Linked DNA regions of Homo sapiens: regions 1, 3 and 4 are each linked to region 2. The links are chromatin loops, found by intact Hi-C in ENCODE. Cell type or tissue: A673. All regions are shown on one strand. Region 1 overlaps OSBPL8 (oxysterol binding protein like 8). Region 2 holds the start of GLIPR1L1 (GLIPR1 like 1). Region 3 overlaps GLIPR1 (GLI pathogenesis related 1). Region 4 has its middle 150 kb from the start of ATXN7L3B.

Region 1 (5,000 bases), 1.1 Mb after region 2:
AACCCAAAAATTAAAAAATCAGTAAGTTCAATATTAAAAGTATAAATTTATTTAAAGGTATCATAAACTGAAAAGGCACAAAATAAGATATTTGCAACACCCATAATTAACAAAAGGTTGGTACCTAGAATGTTCTTAAAAAAAAACTTCAATAAATCATTAGAAAAAGAACATCATAATAGCAAAATAGGGCAAAGACTTGAACAGTGATTCACAAAAGAAAAATGCAAATGGGCAATAAATGTATGAAAAGATGTTCATCCTTTTTTAGTAATGAGGCAAATACAAATCAAAATAATAAATATTTTATACTCAGTAAAATTAACAAAAATTAATGTCTGATAATACCAAATACTGATGAGGATGGGATCATCGAGATGTCTTAAGCACTGTTAATGGAGTATAAGTTGATACAAGCACTTTGGAAAACAATGTGAGCTTCTTATATAAAACTGAATACCCTGTGGGTCCAACAATTCCACTCTTGGATCTAGAAAAACTTTTACAGGTATATACCAAGAGACAAGAATAAGAATGTTCATAGCAACACTGTTCATAATAGCAAAAACCAAACAACATATTCATCAATTGAAAAATGAATTTTAATAAATTCTGGCATATCCATATAATGAAATAGTATATAGCACTAAAAAGGAATGATCTAGTTCTATAACAAACGACATGATTGAATATTAAAAGTAAAATGTTAATTACAGCCAGGCACAACGGCTTGCATCTATAATCCCAGCTACTCAGGAGGCTGAGGTGGGAGGATTGCTTGAGGCCAGGAGTTCAAGACCAGCCTAGACAACATAGCAAGACCTATCTCTAAAAGAAATAAAAATTAAAAAAAGTTAGCTGGGCGTGGTAGCTCACACTGTAATCCTAGCATAGCAGGCATCTGTAGTCCCAGCTACTAGGGAGGCTGAGGTGGGAGCATCACTTGAGCCCAGGTGTTCAAAGCTGCAGTAAGCTGTGATAACACCAATGCACCCTAGTGTGGGCAACAGAGCAAGACCCTGTCTCTTTAAAAAATTAAAAAAAAAAAAAAAAGGTAACTACAAACAGCAAGTCCTAGAAAATTATATAAACCATGACACCATTCTTTTAAAATTGAAAACCAAGCAAAATCTAGTGATACATACATGAGTAAAAAACAATAAAAAAAAGACTTTTTAAAAAGCAAAGAATAATAAAAAGAAAAAAATACAACCTAGTCATGCCCTCTTGGGGCAGGCTCAGGGATAAAAAAGCAGCAGAGGCCGGGCGCGGTGGCTCAAGCCTGTAATCCCAGCACTCTGGGAGGCCGAGGCTGGTGGATCACGAGGTCAGGAGATTGAGACCATCCTGGCTAACACGGTGAAACCTCGTCTCCACTAAAAAATACAAAAAAAAAAAAAATTAGCTGGGCGTGTTGGTGGGCACCTGTAGTCCCAGCTACTTCGGAGGCTGAGGCAAGAGAATGGCGTGAACCCGGGAGGCGGAGCTTGCAGTGAGCCGAGATTGCACCACTGCACTCCAGTCTGGGCGACAGAGCGAGACTCTATCTAAAAAAAAAAAAAGCAGCAGAAAGACCTAAGGTACATGGAAGATTCTAGTTCTTAAGCTGAGTGATAGCTCAATAAGGGCTCATTGTATAATTATGCTCTCATTTACATATGACACATATTCTTTTGTATGTATCAGACAGAACATTTAATGCTAATTTAAAATACTTTATAAGAACCACTAGCAGAATTAATGTAGGTTTTAGCATTCTGTCAGTAAAACATAGGTGTCCATGTCTTGAATAACTTTAAAACAGCCTGAACTGTAAAGTTAGCTCTATTCACCCTTTCTAATCCATTTTCGATGGAAGTATTACTACATGATTTTGATAGCCGTGAAGTAACAAGAATATGCAGAAACAGCAGTATACAGAGTGCACCTCTTTACCAAAAAAACCAGAAAGCCCATGTTTCTATTTATTTTCCCTCACCCCATTCACAAGCATTAACAACTATACAGACAAAAGAGGCTAGGGAATATAAAAATCATTATGATTTCCTACATCAGTTACATAATAGTAGACTATTCAAACATAAGTTTAAGAGGGACAGTGACTTTTTTTCTGTATCCCTTGGCATATAACTGATACTCACTAAATACTCTCTAAATGACTGAATAGATATTTGGCAAATGAATCACTGTGTGACTCCAGTGCAGTTTCACCGTCTCACCTACCAAAGATAACATTACAGTGCCCTCTGCTGTTTCTACTTCAAGTGGAAGTAAAGCAACCTGCTTTGCTACTCACATTACTCATCTTTAGTAGAAATCACACTGAAATAGTTAATATAATTAACATATCTGCTGCATCTAAGGAGAACATGAATCAAAAACATTTTTACCTTCTGAATTCAACTCATCAATATAAAATTTGAAGAATTTTACAAGTTTCAAAGTTTGCCTTTAATCTAAGTGGAAGCTAAAATAAGATGAAGTAATTTTTTAAAGTCATAAATAATAATCTGTATGTAAATCCTATATCTCCTTTTCTTCTAAGGTATACATTTCTTAAATACTCCAATAATTTAAATGTCAGTATAGATCACGTACTTTTTTCATTCTATAGTACATGATACTAATCAAGTACCAAGAAATTACAGCTGACGTTTAAGCAGTCAAAAATGTGTATTTAGGGACTGGGAGTGGTAGCTCACACCTGTAATCCCAGCACTTTGGGAGGCAGGCAGATTATTTGAGGTCAGGAGTTTGAGACTAGCCTGGCCAACACGGTGAAACCCCATCTCTACTAAAAATACAAAATTGGCTGGGCATGGTGGTGCACGCCTGTAATCCCAGCTACTCAGGAGGCTGAGGCAGCCCAGGTTGTGTCCTTGCACTAGGTGACAGAGCAAGACTCCGTGTCAAAAAAAAAAAGTGCATTTAACTTTTGACCCTCCAAAAACTTAAGTACTAATAGCCTACTGTTTGCTGTTGACTGGAAGCCTTATACATAATACGAAGAGTCAACACATATTGTATATGTTGTATGTATTACATATTGTATTATGTAATACAATATATACATAAGCTAAAGAAAATGTTATTAAGAAAATCATAAGAGAAAATACAATTACAGTACTATACCATATTTATTGATACCATAAGTTTATGCCATCTGTTTACAAGATGAATCATCAGTTTGAAATAGCAGCAACCACAGCTGCAGACCTCAATCTAGAGCTAAATATTAAGCAATTAAACTTTTTCTTGTAATGTCATGGCCTTTGTCTGCTTCTTGGGAGCAACCGAAGCATCAACAGTGGTACTTCACATGGGTCCCATAGCGTTATTCAAGGTTTACAATATTGCACGAAACATGATGAAAATAGGCAAGAATGATGAGAAATGACTTTTTAAAGCAATATGCAATTTACTGGAGCAAATAACTTCATACAGAGATGATTAGCATCACACAGCATTTTAAGCAGATATTCGCAACACCTGAGCTCATAGTAATAACAGGAAGTGGTTAGAAAATTATTACAGTAGTACGGTATGTACTAGTTAATGTTATGTAGTTACGATTTAATATTGTATCTTTATGTTTGTTTACATTTTTCTCAACTGGGAATGGCAACGTGTACGGTGTGTGTGAAAAGTTTTGATAAATTTTTACTTATGTAATAGATTTGTGTATATTTTAAAGTAGTAAGAAAATAAACTAGTACCTACATATATTTTATGCATTCATGATATACCTAACCTTTCCTTTATTTTTTCTATGTTTCTAAGGTACAGTTCATCTGTGAGTTTTAAATTGTCACAAACCTCAGAAAAATTTTCCAATATATTTATTTTTAAAAATACACATAGAAGTGGACTCGTGTAGTTAAAAGTTGTCTTGTTCAAGGGTCAACTGTACTTCACTTTAAAAGATATATGGTCTCTAACAAATGATTATACAGACCCAGCCTTTTAATACTTGGCAGAGTACATGATAAAGTCATCTCTAATATTATGTTGTATATTTTTATTTATATATATGCTTGAAATATATAACCTTAAGTAAATTTCTTCTATTCGAAGTAAAAAAGATCTCCATTTGTAAAAACCCAGTTCCTAAGATAAAATATTTCAGTTAATATTTAAAATGCTATTCTATTTATAAAGCTCAGCAGTGCCATTCAGTTCACCTGAGTCCATGTCTAAATATATGAGGTAATTAAAGAAACTGAAGAATCCATTGAAATTAAATGCCAAGTAAGTATCACAAGGCTGAACAACAAAACATAAAAATATTTTGAAGCTTGGTGCAGTGGCTCACACCTGCAATGTCAGCATTTTGGGAAGCCAAGGCAGGAGGATCGGATCGCTTGAGTCCAGGAGTTTAAGACCAGCCTCGGCAATGTAGGAAAACCCTGTGTCTACAAAAAATAAAAATAAAAAAAATTTAGCTGGGCACACGCTTGTAGTCCCAGCTACTCAGGAGGCTGAGGTGGGAAGATCGCTTGAGTCTAGGAGAAGTTGTGGCTGCAGTAAGCTGTGATTGTGCCACTGCACTCCAGCCTGGGTGTCAGAGTAAAACCCTGTCTCAAGAAAATCAAAAACAACATTTTGAGATTTGTGTTCTTTTTTCTATTTTTAAGATTTCTACCTCCTAATGATGATTGTATAATAAATAATATTTATAAAATATTTTGAGTTATTGCATTTAAGAATGAAAAAAGGGCTAGGCACGGTGGCTCACACCTGTAATCCCAACACTCTGGGAGGCCAAGGCAGGAGGATCACTTGAGACCAGGAGTTCAAGACCAGCCTGGGCAACATAGTGAGACCACATCTTTACAAAAAATTTCAAAAATTAATTGGGTGTGGTGGCACAAGCCTGGAGTCCTAGCTACTCAGGTGGCAGGAAGATCCCTTGAGCCCAGAAGTTCAAGGTTGCATGAGTTATGGTCGTGCTACTGTACTCCAGCCTGGGTGACAGAGTGAGTCCCCTGTCTCTAAAAAAT
Region 2 (5,000 bases):
AGCTAAATTTAACTTTTTTTTTTTTTTGAGACGGAGTCTCGCTCTGTCGCCCAGGCTGGAGTGCAGTGGCGGGATCTCGGCTCACTGCAAGCTCCGCCTCCCGGGTTCACGCCATTCTCCTGCCTCAGCCTCCCAAGTAGCTGGGACTACAGGCGCCCGCCACTACGCCCGGCTAATTTTTTGTATTTTTAGTAGAGACAGGGTTTCACCGTTTTAGCCGGGATGGTCTCGATCTCCTGACCTCGTGATCCGCCCCCCTCGGCCTCCCAAAGTGCTGGGATTACAGGCGTGAGCCACCGCGCCCGGCCTAAATTTAACTTTTAAAAAGTTATAAAAGAACTTAAAAATTCTGGTGCACCAACTAACCTTGGCCATTCCAGAAATAGATGTTCAAGAAAATAACATTAGGACATGCACTTGTTGATTCCTGGCAATTAGACTTTTTACACCTAAATTGTTTTAGTATTTCTGAATATAGCTGTCTAAGCCATTGGGAACATGATCTAAAAAACATAATGTATACAATTCAGACATTTTATTAAAAACGTCTCTTAGAAGAGCAATAATCTTGGATTATGTTTGACTATATATACTCTACTTTTGCCAATCTTTAAATTCATTACTCTATGAAATTTCTGTTGTTGTTACAGGCAGTTAATTTCTCTATACACTAAATGAAACTAAATTAGCTATCTGTTAACCTTTATCCCTATTAACCTTATCCCTATCAACCTTTACTGTTTTGCAGTTCCAAAAGAGTTTGCATTTGAAGCTCAACTTTAAATTTTCATTTACTTGATCATTCATTAATGCAGCCAACATTCACTGAGTACCTACTACTTGAAAATATTTTACTTTATCTTTGTATTTATTTGTTCATTCAGCCACTTATGTATTTGACAAACATCCACTGAACACCTTCTATCTTCAAATATACCCAGTGTTAGAAAAAGTGAAATATATAAGCTTACCCAGCATTTCCTTTTATGTGATTAAGTCAAAAATATTTATTGAGCCCCTCATATGTATATATACATATATATAACAATTAAAATATAGTTTCTGCTCTCAAGAAGCTTACAGTTGTATACAACATTATTAGAAAGTTAAAGAGAACTCATTTATTTATTCGACCAATTTTTATTGAGAGCCTAAAGATTCAGTTCCTGTTCAAGGTGCTAGAGATGTAGCAATGAAGAAAACAAAGCTACTGTTGTGGTGAAGGCTACAATCTGATAGAGAAGGCAGATGTTAAAAAAATAAATAACATAAATTCAGGAGGTAATTAATGCAATGAAGAAAAATAAAACAGGTTAAATGGATAGGCACTGACAGACAGGGGATATAGAATGATCAGGGAAGACTTCACTGAAGGGAACTCTATAAAGAGCACTGCAGGCAAAAGTAACAGCAAGTGCAAAGATGCTGAGGAGAGAGCATCCTTATCAAGCTGATGGATGTGGCTGATGCAGAATAAGCCAGGAGAGAATGCCAGAGAACTAGCCATGGTCAGATTATGTAGTGTCTTTTGGGCCATACCTAGGACTTCAGATTTTTTATTGTAGCCCCCCACTGTAATGTGAGCCAATTCCTTAAAAGTTCTCTTTCTCTTTGTATACAAACATATGTATATGTATATATGCCTATAGACATCTGTATCTCTCTCTGTGTAGATGTATATATGTCTATAGGCAGACACACACACATATATGTGTATACAAACAGATTTATACATAGAGAGAACTTTACATATATAAATGTATGTGTGTATATGTATGTGTGTATATGCCTATAGATATCTTTATATCCAGGAAGAGACATATATATATAGACACATGTAGATGTATATAACTGTATTGATTTATCTATCTGTATACCTACACACACACATATACACACACACACACACGTATATATGTTCATGTCTTTGGGTGTGGGATATCAGAAGCTCAGTTTGGACTATGTATGTGATATGAAAGTAGTATATACAGCAATTCTCCATTAGCTGGTAGTAGACTAGAAATATATTATCTATTGCCCAGTAGAATTTCCATTAGGATCCTTGCATTTTTCGTTTTCTTATAATCTAATTTTCTGCTTTTTATTTTTAAAAAGATAGTAGCTGCATCAAAGTAGTTTGTTTTGGTTTTTGTTTTTTGTGTCAAGGTTGACTATGGCGGATCATTCAGCAGATGTAAGTACGTGTTCACTTGAATTAAACAGCATTGTAAACAACTTCAAATTACTAAGTAAAGGTATTTATTTGAAACATAGAAATACTAAAAAAAATTAATGTCATGGGGAAAAATGCTGGTTTATTACAGAATATCAATATAACTGATGTAATGAATTTAAAACATTAAGCCAAATGACGTTGATTTATATTGCATTGCAGGTAAAATAGACAATCAAATGTACTCTGTCCATCCCAGTCTCAGTGTATCAATTAAAGCAACTCTTGGAGTCTACCAGTCACCATACAGTGGCTCTGTTCCAAACTATCAAAAAGGGAAGATTTTGTCAAGAGGAACTACTTGGCTACATTTTCCAAGCATCTATTGTTATCTATCTAAGCATTCGGTCTCTTCAGACGAAAAAACAGAAGGAAATTATTAAATGTTTGACAAGTTGATAATTTAGGATCACTGTATGTCACTGTATAAGAATTGCCTATTCTTACTCTATTCCCAATCTCTGAGGGAAGTGGCAATATGATTCTAGATTATTTAGAACAATAAAAATCTATACACGGAAGCTGCGTCTAAGAAACGAATATATAGTGCTTTGCACTCGACTGGCCCATTGTCAGCATCCCGCACTTGTTCTTTACCTAACTTGTGTGGCTTGCATATTGCAATCTGTATTACAATCCAGACGCGCTCTGCAGATTACAGATTGGATCCACAGAAAGCAGTTTGGATGGTTGAAATTCCCTCCACCAGAGGGCGACTCAGAGCTTTCCCCTGTAGCTCAGAGCTTTGTGGAAGGGGAACCCTGCTGCCTGTTCTTCCCCACAGCGACACTGACAAGTTGATCCAGCCGCGCTGGGCTCGAGCCTGTGCGGCAGGATGGAGCCAAGGGAGAGCGTGGTGCGGGGGCGTGGGGAAATCGGGTTGCCCCAGCCGTTACTGGTCCGCGCAGTCAGGGCATCCTCCGCATCCTCCACATCCTTCCATGGCTCTGAAGAATAAATTCAGTTGTTTATGGATCTTGGGTCTGTGTTTGGTAGCCACTACATCTTCCAAAATCCCATCCATCACTGACCCACACTTTATAGACAACTGCATAGAAGCCCACAACGAATGGCGTGGCAAAGTCAACCCTCCCGCGGCCGACATGAAATACATGGTGAGAAAGAACCAGGGCTGGGCTCTTAAATCCCTGACTCATCCTGAGGTATCTGGGTGATAAATTTCACGGACTTAACTTGTACTAATTCAATCCGGACTTTACATATATGCAGTTAAAAAGAAAAAAATTCACACCTTGGTTGGGCTGTCTCCTCCAGAGTCATAGGAGTGAACAAGAAAGGAAGACTTGAAGCTGTTCCTTGCCTCTTGCGGGGAAGGTGGGGATGCTGGAGCAGTGTTTGGAAGTTGCTTTGTTGCACCACTAAAGTTATAAGTACTGAACACAGGATTATTTTGTTTTCTTTCTTCCATTTTTTAGCTAGCAATTTCCACCCCCCACAACCAAGATACAAGATACCAAAGAAATAGCCCAGGAATGGAGATTCTCTTGTTCTCTTACTTATTTTTATATCATATGAATCCAAGATCAAAACAACACTTCATGTGTAGTATTATTTGAAAAAAATACAGTACTCTATTGAAGAATAAGCATAAAAAGCATTGGATTATTAAATAATCCATAGAATTTACAAAATTTTAAATACTTGACTATGAATTGTATGATTGGAAATTTCCCTTGCATTGTAACTTTTTCTTGTTTATAAATGCATCACTATGAGCATAAACGTTGATAGTATTAGTCTATTTTATGTGCTATGCAGATGTAGATACAGTATAACTCATATCTATTCCAGCTTTCTTCTTTTCTATCCAGTGGAAAACAAAAGTAATTATAAAATCACAACTCAGGCATTAAAATAAGTTCAAAACTGTACTAGTCTACTGTATAAGAAAATTATATTTTGATGGAGAAAGATTCAAATATGTATCAGAAATGAAACAAGAATAAACTAATCTCTTTAATGCAGAATTGTTAAGATATTTTAATATATAATGTTTACCAGCTTGGGGTTGTCCAAGGCATAAATTAACTAGAAATAAATCTTCAACGGAATTCAGAAATACTAATATTAGTATTAATATGGTTGATGCCTTTAGAGTTTTATTGTAAATGTATGATAAAAAAGAGTAAATGTGGGGTTAAATATAATAAATGTTCTTTATATTTCTTTTGTACTCATTGACTATTTAAAGCAAAATATGATAACAATGAATTGTGGAGTTTATAATAATGTAGAAACTAAACACATTATAACCAATGCATAAAAAATGAAGTGAAGTGTCAATAGAATTATTCTGCTGAAAGTTCCTTATATTGTTAAGAATCACAATAATATTTCTGGATGGACCGTGAGAAGTTAAGAATGCATATTTTAATATCTAGGATAACCATTAAAAATATACAAAGAAGTAGAGCTAAAAATCCAGTAAGTAGAATACTAAAGTCCTTGATTAATTTTTGGAAAACAGGAACAAGGAACAAAAGAACAAAGAGGGAATCATTTAAAAATAGCAAATGGTAGACTAAAACTTAACCATGTTAAAATTACATTAAATGCAAATGACTACTACATACTTTAATTAAAAATAAAGATTATCAGATTGGATTAATGCTTTTGTAACAGAAACATATCACAAATAGATTAAAGTAAAAAGATGGAAAAAATACATTATGCAAACTCTAAAATTAAGATAGAATAGCTATATTTATGGCTACTGAAGTAGATTTTAAGACAAGGAGAACTACCA
Region 3 (5,000 bases), 170 kb after region 2:
ATCCAAAGATAAAACTTTCTCTAACTTAATTTGGTAGCCACGTTGCAAGGAAGAAGTCAAGTTTTTAGACTGATCCAAGTTTTAGAGCTTTGCTGAGAAGGTGGGACAGAAGTAAAAAGGGGCATGAATCAAAACAATGATGTGCAAGAACAAAATGGAAACTGGTCATGGTGGGAAAGGAAATGAAGCAGAAGACACCTGACAAAAGGAATCATAACTTAGAAAAACGGTGGGTGTTACAATTTACAATTTAAGATTTCAGAACAAGAACAACCATAGAGCACACAGTCACAATAATGTTGCCAAATCAGAGAAAAGAGTATTGCAGACTAAACGAACTTTTATCCATGGAACATTTACAGTGGCTACAGGGTCACAAACCTCCTGGATGCAGTTTATAATCAATGTGAACGCCCCACTGCACACCCCCATGCACTCAGCTCAAAATATGCCTATTTATATTTACCCTCAGTTTCTTATAGCTCTGCACACACACACACAATATATATATATACACATATCCCACCTGAAATACTTTCAATAAAGTTTCTGACCAAATACATTAAAATAGATTCTCCTTCATATGAAGTTCTACATTTAGTACTAACCTGACTTTCTGGTTGTGGTGGTGGGAATGGCGTATATTCTTTCTTAACAGTTTTTTTCTTTGGTTCCTTGCGTTTATTCACATTTTTGTGTTTGAACTGTGGCAAAAATCTCTCCCAACTTTGTGATCGTAATTCAGAATCTTTTGCCAACTCTCTCTTAATCATTAAGCTCTTTAGTCATGCAACAAAGTAAAAATTTTTACTTTCCAAAGTCACACATTTGTCAGACTCAGACATTATAAATATTGCTTCTATAAATAATAAAAGAAACAGTTCCTAGTTTCTTTGGTGAAATTAAACCAATTACATAAGCAAAAAGGTAGGTTATCACAAACATGTATAATTATTAGAAAACCATTAGAAATTTAATTACAAAATGCAGAATTGTTAAAATGAGACAAAAATAAAACTGAATTTTCAACCATTATTTCATTAAAACATTTAAAATGCCACTTATAAAAGCAGGGAGGGCTCTTAATTAGCTGATGTTCCCTGCAAGCAGGAAGTTTTCAGTAGCAACTGAAATATCACAGAAAAAGACAAAAGTAAACTTTCTCACGATTACAGAAAACCAGTATTTTCACATTTCCCTATTCCATTTAAATTTCAGACCATGGAACATCAGAGGATGCAAACCAGGGATCAGACACATAGTTTTGTTTTTGTCTGCAATATCCCAATATCCCAATGTAACTCAAAATCACTTTCCCCCAATCTAACAGTGACTTTATAACTTAAGTTCATCAAATTTAAGTGGATTGCTCAACAAACCCATCATAAAATAGTTCTATATACCATGGTTACATTTCCAAGAATAATCAAACTTTGTGCACACAGGGATATAACAGTTCTCTCTCAAAGGAGCTACAATTTGAGTGTTAAATTCATAAAAAGGTTTTAACGCAACATGAGATGTTCCAGATTTTAATAGAAAAAGGCAGATTTCCGAAAGATCATATCCTTAAATACATGGGTTCATAATCTAAGAAAACTGGATTGATATGATCTACAACAGATTCTGTGAAGCTTACTTTCATTGATTACAACTATATAACATATTACAGTATCCCCTTCAGTAGTTTTCACACTGTGCTCCACAGAGAGCTTCTAAGAAGTACCTACAAAACTGGGGTAGAATTAAGTAGGCTGAAGTCTACCCCTAATTTACCCAAAATAGCTCTGCTTTATCTGTTTGTGCATTAGAATTTCATAAAACATTTAATTTCAAGAAAGGTTTCTGTAGCTAAAAGAAGTATGATAATCACTGGTACAGTTATATATAATTACCACTCACTTTAATGTTATAAATTGGATGAATATTCTTCATAGTATCAAGGACTACTTTTCTAACCTGAAATTTGCAAAGAAAAATGAATTAGTCACAAGGATTTTAATGAGCTATGGAGAAGAGGATTAATACTGCAAAAATCAGGTAATGGGTACCAAATTAAATAATGTAATTAAATAATTAAGTAGTTCCTTCAACTGCTCTGAGTGGCTTCTCCATCTTTCATAAAGGCAGTCAATCTCCCTTGAATACAATACAGTTTCTCAATTACTGCTAAAATGTAGCACAGAGAACTAATACAACACTCTAAAGCAATGTGATTTAGGAGGAAGAGGGCTGGAATACAAGGACTGCCACTGCATACAGGAAAATCACTTTCCTGTTCCAGCTTTCTCATTTGTAATATAAGATAAAACCATATACCTCAAGACTCTCTTGTAAGAATTGTATTCAATATACTTAATTATTGCTCCATGAGAAAAGAGCAGACAATTTATGACAAAAAAGGCCAATAGGATTACTATTAAAGGCCCTGGAAAGGAAGCACAACCTCACAAGCCAGATCCAGACAGTAATAGTACCAAAAGGAGTTAACAGAAACAGCATTTGCTCCACAGATTTCCTCACCACATGTAATTTGAGAAGTTAAAGAAAATGTTCATGAAAAGTTATTAAACATTATACTAAAATTCAAACAAAAGAAACTACATCTTGAAGAAAAGTTTTCAGAGTGTGACCTCTACTGGCTGTATACACTACTGCAAATAACTGGATTTTTGCTCAATTTTCCCGTCATTTGGACATATGTAACTATACCATGTTCATACATGCTACAGACTGAAGATCTTAATGCTCATTTAAATTTTATAGTGGGAGGAGTAATAGTGTGCAGACCATCTAATTCAGAAATGGATGTCTCCATAGTTGCCAAGGTTGGCCAAAACATGTTAGGGTCCAGATATGATGATTCCCTTGAATTATATGACATAAAAAGTATTTACTAATGGGAAATCAAAGCACATTCTAAAGAAATAAAATTATAAAGCATTATCCAATAAACTATATTATAACCAAATTATTTGTTCTCTGCTGAAAATGAATCGAAGATAATACATAGTTCTCACCTCTTTTAAGCCACTAAAAGGTCCAATGGCTGAAACTGTGTTTCCCTGAACCATAATGTAACAATTAGTTAAGAGTTCCAATGCCTGTATCAAGAGATCAAGTTAAAATTCATTACTCTGAAAAAGTATTAAGGAAGAGACTCAAGTTTTCCACTAATTAAAAAATACCTTCAATGTAGATCCTTTGGGACCAATAAGCCGTTGTCTTCGTTTTACAAATCTCTCTTTATTCCTTACTAAAGAACCTATTTTAATGATGTCACATGCAACATCATCCTGAAGAATTCGTACTGCCTTTTGCAAAAAAAAAAAAAAAAAGAAGACATTATCAACATTTTTTACAATTACATTCATTTTCCAGGCCCACGCTATTGTTACCTAAGCACAAATATGAAAACTTGATGGTGGGATGTTATAGGTTAACACTGATGCAAACAAAGCAAAGTCTCTGTAATTCTAGATTTACCTGTTCAAATGAAACACTCCTTGCTAACAGTTTTATCAGATCTCTGGCCCTAATGATGATATATGGATCAAAAGTCTTCTTTGTAGTACAAACAGTCATGCTGCCTTCGATCAGGTCCAGGGTTGCATTAACATGCTACAGAAGGAAAGAGCAAACAAGCAGTTGTCTAAAAATGAGTTTTTTTAGATAATTATAAAGCCTCTCCTAACCAACCTATTAATTTCTGTCACCTCTCAATTCCTATCAATTACTTCCCTGAAGAAGCTAGGTAGTTAAGTATAAATAATGAATACTCAATTACTTTCACACTTTACAGACTATAAGAAACTGGAGCAATTGAAACCATTTACCCTTGGTTTTAGAATACTTTGTACCCACTGGAATATAGATTGCCTCTAATTTAAAAATTATAAATCAAACAAATGAGGTCATACTTAAAATCTGACTAAGGTAAAAATGTAAAGCTGTACAGCTTCCCTATTCTGGACCCAGCTCCAGTCTACCATCTGCTCCATTGGGTAAGAATTGACTTTCCCTTTCAAACTTTTTTCGAGCTAATTAGGGGACTAAATACAAAGTAAAAGCAAATTATCATAGTTTCAGAAAAAAGCAATGATTAGAAAACTTAAGCATTAACTTTCAACAGGAAAAAACAGATTTCAACAAAGCGAATTAAAATGCTATTTTCTCACTTGTGAGCATAATCTCAAGAATATTTCAACATAGTTAAGTGCTGAACAATTCAACATATGGTTGAGTCTCTATGAGTTTACAAAAAAAAAATGAGCTCAATCCCAGATGCAGCTACAAAACACAACCTGCAGCTTGCTGAGCCACCTTCACCCACAATGGCACAACCAACTCCAGAGCAGTCCCACAGTTAGAAACACATTTTATATCACAACCTAATACATATACACACACACACAAACAAAGCCAATATCAAAAAAAGATACTTTTACCATGTGATATGTCATTTTCTAAAGGCTCATTATAGCCATTAAATTGACTTCTCAATACACTAATGGGTTTCAATCCCCAGTTTGAAAAAAAAAATGCAGTTATCTAGGGGCATAGCATCAGCAATAAACAAGGAAAAGTTGGACACATCCACATCTTCCATTTAAGATGAAAGGTAATCAATTAGAAACATGACTCAGCTCAGACTGGGACAGATACATGACAACTATCATGGCCTGGAGCAGGCATACTGAAATTGGGACTTCACAGGTGAATTTCAGACAGTTGTGAAGCTCCTAAAATATTAAAGGTATGTAAATTTTTCAAAGTAATTTATTACTCATAAAATTAAAACAAATGAACATTAGGTAAGAAGAAAACTTACTTAAATAGTTTAGAATACCAAAGGAACCAAAGTAACCAGCTATGTTAGCACCATTAAAAAAAAAAAAAAAGCATTAGCATACATACATTTAAAGGCATAAGCAAGAGCAAAGTCTCAAATAAATGTATTGATATAAGATACACATACATGTTCATTTAAGGCTTTCTGC
Region 4 (5,000 bases), 650 kb before region 2:
ATTCCCAGTGCTCAAACACAAACACAGAGCACTATATTAGTGTTTGGTATACAGCAGTGACAAAATAGATGGTCTCTGCCCTCCTGGAGCTTATAGGCAAGAGAGTGAGTGACAGTAAACATTTGAAGTCACAAATTAGAAAGAGTTCTTGCACATTACAGAGTGTGGAAAGGTGTCTCTGAGGTATCCAGCATTTTTCTGTGATAGAAAGCTATCATTTGATTTCCTACCACAACAAAGAAACAACAAATAGCACAAGCCAAATCAAAAGGCCTTTCTTTTTACTTCTCTCATCCCTTCTTCTAACACTGTCCTGTAGAAGTCAACAGTAGAACAGCTGATGGGAAAGGAAATCAAATAATGAGAGCAAATGAGAAAAAAAAATTTCCAGGGCCTGCCTTTTGCTCTCCCTGTTGAGTCCAGGGCCACAAGTAAAGGCTGAGTTGTCATTCTCTTTTCCTTTAAAGCCCTTTTCAATATGAAGTTCTATGATTCTATGATTCCCAGTGATTATGGGGAAGAAACACTGAAGTAGGCGAGAGAGTAGGTTTTAACTCAGATTAGTTTATACGTTGTGGTACATTTTTAAACTGGACAATTCTAATTGAATTCTAATGTTAATAGCCCCATATTACCAGAGAATTATGGATTTCCCCAAAATGTTGCTAAGAGGTTGGGCATGGAGATCCGGGAGAGTGAGTGTGTAGGTAGTGGTAGGAGAGGACAAAACAGTAGTATTCTTCTGATTTTGCCTCCCACATTTGGCATATTCAATAAATAACTTACAGCTGTCTTTCTCTGTGACTCCGTTACAAATTTCTTAACAGCACGTAGGAGTTTAATATATAACAGTGCCTAACACAATGCTTAGCATCTCATTCGTTAGTAATTCCAATGCACTGAAAAAGGAAATGAATGTGTTGAATGTATTTTAGAGCTTCAGAATCTCCTCTCTCTCCTGTTTCTCCTCTTTTCTTACAACTGTTTTCCATATGCCACCCTTTAAGGCTACAGATCTCTATCATCACATAATAATCACCTGTAAACCAGAATCAGTATCTAATAGGCCTAGAGTAGTTTCAGATTTGATTGTCTGAAATTGAATCAGAATCTATATCTAATAGGTCTAGAGTAGTTTCAGATTTGATTATTAGAAATTGAAATCCTGTGCATTTATTTTGTGTAATACACCAGTTACAATGCCTTGAGACCCCTGCTACTAGGTTCCTATTAGATTCTTCCTTAAAGTTTCCCTATTGGGGGAACCTACCCCCAGTAGTCACATAGGTTCTTTTCTATTTTTCCCTAAGTGTCAGCTGGTCTGAGAAATAAAGGGACAGAGTATAAAAGAGAGAAATTTTAAAGCTGGGTGTCCGGGGGAGACATCACATGTTGGCAGGTTCCGTGATGCTCCCTAAGCCATAAAACCAGCAAGTTTTTAATTAGCAATTTTCAAAAGGGGAGGGAGTGTACGAATAGTGTGTGGGTCACAGAGATCATATGCTTCACAAGGTAATAAAATATCACAAGGCAAATGGAGGCAGGGCAAGATCACAGGACCACAGGACCGGGGCAAAATTAAAATTGCTAATGAAGTTTCGGGCACACATTGTCATTGATAACATCTTATCAGGAGACAGAGTTTGAGAGCAGACAACCAGTCTGACCAAAATTTATTAGGCGGGAATTTCCTCGTCTTTATAAGCCTGGAAGTGCTACGGGAGACTGGGGCTTATTTCATCCCTACAGCTTCAACCGTAAAAGATGGCTGCCCCCGAAGCGGCCATTTCAGAGGCCTACTCTCAGGGACACATTCTCTTTCTCAGGGATGTTCCTTGCTGAGAAAAAGAATTCAGCGATATTTCTCCCATTTGCTTTTGAAAGAAGAGAAATATGGCTCTGTTCCACCCGGCTCACTAGCAGTCAGAGTTTAAGGTTATCTCTCTTGTTCCCTGAACATCGCTGTTATCCTGTTCTTTTTTCAAGGTTCCCAGATTTCATATTGTTCAAACACACATGCTCTACAAATAATTTGTGCAGTTAATGCAATCATCACAGGGTCCTGAGGTGACATACATCCTCCTCAGCTTATGAAGATGATGGGATTAAGAAATTAAAGTAAAGACAGGCATAGGAAATCACAAGGGTATTGATTGGGGAAGTGATAAGTGTCCATGAAATCTTCACAATTTATGTTCAGAGATTGCAGTAAAGACAGGTGTAAGAAATTATTAAAGTATTAATTTGGGGAACTAATAAATGTCCATTAAATCTTCACAATCCACATCCTTCTACCATGGCTTCAGCCACTCCCTCTGTTCGGGGTCCCTGACTTCCTGCAGCATTTCCCCATCAATTTTTGAGTTCTCCTGGGTACTGCACCAAATTGACTTTAAGAACAAATCCTTTTTTATTCTCCACTCTCCTTGCTGCTTCCTTCTCTGCCTGTGACCCTCGCAAGGCCACCTCTCTGCTTCATTTTAATGTTCTTAACTCTTATTCTCACTTCCACAGTAGGCAGAAAGAAGCTGTTTTCCTTAAAATATAATCTATCTAAACTGAGATAAAGTATAAATGATGAAGAGTATTTATTTTAACTAATAAAAGAAAAATCTAAAATCCATTAAAAAAAAGGTGTGGATATTCTACTCAAGGACTTCATTATATTTTGTATGTAAACTGATACACTTTTCAGAAGATAAAGAAAATAAAGATTTTCATTAGTATTATTTTAGTATTACTTTATATTTTTGCTCTAACATTAATTTGTGTGAGCCTTGTGATGCAAATCTATGTTCACCTGTTTAATAGTTTTGTTAGCCTTCTTTTTGCACTTACAAAAAGCTTTAATTCACTTGATTTTTTTGGTGGTGGAATTGGCATACTCAAGCAATATCAGCAGCAAATCATCACTAGATGGCAGCATAACTCAATTCTTAAATACATTTCTACTGGTAATTTTTTTCTTATTAACTGGCATTTGTTTCAAAAACTTAAATGACGAAAACATTATACTGAAATAATATGTTAGTTGGTCTTAAATATTAGTTGCAAATAATCACACACAATCTTGAGAATAGGGCCAATGCATTTGTTTTACTCCAAGTAAAGAAGGCAATAGCTGTTTTAACTCTTGAAGTACATTATGTAATACTGAAGCCTAACAAGATACAGACTGAAATGCATGAATTTTGGAATCTGATACAACTGAATTTAAAACTGGCTCTGCTCTTTCCCTGTCGTAAAAATTATAAAATTTATTATCGTTGCTATTTTATCTATCCACCTCAGTTCTCAAATAATCTCTTCATAATTAGAACCTTTTGAAGCAGCATTTTCATGGGTGCATTTTAAGATTCTTTAATGTAAAATGTGAATTCTTTATTGATCTGTTCTACAATAATTAAATTTCTATAGTATCTACCATTTGTAGTATAAAAATTGAATTTCAATAATTCTAGCTTCATTATTTTATAAATGCATCATGTGAGTAAATAGTATTCTTCCACTTTATAAATGTACTTTGTTTAATTTGTCTCTCTCTCAATGCTCAGGCTAAAATGACCACACACTAGATGCTAGATAAATGCCTGTTACCCTGATTTGAAAGCGATCACTCACTGTGAAAGTGATTAATTTATTCAAGAATACCACCTCTTTACTGAATGAATAAACAGAGACTCAAGATTTTAATAGACTTTCATAAGGTCATGCAATTTGTTGAGGCAGAGCCAAGATTAGAAACAAATTATCTTCCTAATATACCACATACTGGCTCTTGTTTTGTTCATGATCATCCACCATGACCCCTAGAAACTTTAGACATAATTATTCCCTCCTTCATCCTTGCCCACAAAACTTAATCACAGATTCATGTCAAATCTATCTCCAAAAGCCTCTTGAATCCATCGCATTTTATTCATCCACATTTCCAATCTTTAGTGAGAACCTTTATTAAGTCACCTGTATAATTATGTTAGTATCTGAAATGATCTCCTGTTCCAGCCAGGGATTTCTACCATCTTACTATTTTCCTCCTTGAAATATTCTAGTTCACTTTGATGTAAATGGGAGTGTAAATCAGTGTGCTCTCAAGAGCATATTATTTTTAGTTCTCAAAATTTGTAAGAAGTGACCCACATCCTTACAATAAAGATAATGTGTTAATCTCAATATTTAAATGTCCTGGGGACTAAGTGGACACATCTCTTCATCTCATTAGAGATGTTTTATGTAACTAAAAATTTAAAAAATTGAAAAAGTAAGGAAGAAGAAGGAAAGTCGAGCTGCTTTTGTCTTCCTTTTGGCTTCCTTTTCTGCATCATTGAAACTTTAGGAGAAAGTTAGAAAACTCTTCTTTCACTGCACTGATACCTCTTGCTGAATCTAGTCAGAGATTGTGCCTCCCAGATGACAAGGGAGACAAAAGTGGAGTGATACATTTCATCCCGGGTATTATGCAGGTTCCCAATAAAACAAACAAAAAAAGGAAAACAATAAGTGGTCATCTCATCTAAAGACAGCAAAATCTTTCTAAATGAAAGCTTAGGATAATTGAGCTATAACACATGTCAAAATGAAAATTGCACCAAAGTCAAACAGGCCAGGAAGATTTTATTCAAGATGATTGTAATAGGAGAGAGAGGCCAGAACTCAGTTGGAACTCAACTCCAGTGAAACCCAGGGCTGGAGAGTTTTTAGGAGCTGAGGTTGAGGCTGCTGAGGTTGGGGGAGCTGAGGCGGGCTGCCCTTTGTCGGCTAATTGGCATTACCTCAGGGAAAAGCAAACTCTCTCATATTTTTATGACAGGAGGTACTTTTGCAACTTGGAACAAGGGGCCTTGCCTCCAAAGTTAGGCTCCTGCTTTCCCACAGAAGCTGGGAGACAGAGACACTATCTCTTTTGGTGATTATGGTTCAAAGAGGTGGCTCCCAGGTTCTTAGGAAAAACATTCCTGAATTGTGTAACTGGCAAGAGGCTTTTAAAAATACATTTCCGA

What was found. Peaks named below come from ENCODE experiments on the same cell type or tissue, not always from the same donor. Only the 100,000 strongest peaks of a DNase experiment are listed, where the experiment ranks them.
Region 1: it touches region 2 in a loop (4-fold over the local background); 6 of 110 quality-filtered maps call a loop at or near these places.
Region 3: it touches region 2 in a loop (5-fold over the local background); 66 of 110 quality-filtered maps call a loop at or near these places.
Region 4: a loop joins it to region 2, with 3 times the contacts of the local background. A loop is called at or near these places in 3 of 110 quality-filtered maps.

Annotation. Positions count from the first base shown.
Region 1 is chr12:76,453,693-76,458,692 of GRCh38, forward strand. All of the region lies in intron 3 of OSBPL8 (oxysterol binding protein like 8), which reads right to left. Among named protein-coding and RNA genes, the nearest start is that of OSBPL8, 100 kb to the right of the region's middle. In A673, a CTCF peak has its summit at 2,264 (motif pointing left); a DNase peak (open chromatin) is centred at 2,219.
Region 2 is chr12:75,331,555-75,336,554 of GRCh38, forward strand. It overlaps GLIPR1L1 (GLIPR1 like 1), which reads left to right and starts at 3,116. Exons shown (of 6, transcript NM_001304964.2): 1 at 3,116-3,348. The coding sequence starts at 3,175. It also overlaps a transcript of CAPS2 not described here. RefSeq lists a silencer at 2,853-2,962. In A673, a CTCF peak has its summit at 2,937 (motif pointing right); a DNase peak (open chromatin) is centred at 2,977.
Region 3 is chr12:75,503,296-75,508,295 of GRCh38, forward strand. It overlaps GLIPR1 (GLI pathogenesis related 1), which reads left to right. Exons shown (of 6, transcript NM_006851.3): 6 at 1-568. It overlaps KRR1 (KRR1 small subunit processome component), which reads right to left. Exons shown (of 10, transcript NM_007043.7): 2 at 4,979-5,000; 3 at 3,487-3,621; 4 at 3,189-3,314; 5 at 3,021-3,104; 6 at 1,903-1,959; 7 at 609-779. Among named protein-coding and RNA genes, the nearest start is that of KRR1, 5.8 kb to the right of the region's middle. In A673, a CTCF peak has its summit at 2,623 (motif pointing left); no DNase peak of the experiment used is centred here.
Region 4 is chr12:74,686,341-74,691,340 of GRCh38, forward strand. No RefSeq gene overlaps it. Among named protein-coding and RNA genes, the nearest start is that of ATXN7L3B, 150 kb to the left of the region's middle. In A673, a CTCF peak has its summit at 2,922 (motif pointing right); a DNase peak (open chromatin) is centred at 2,921.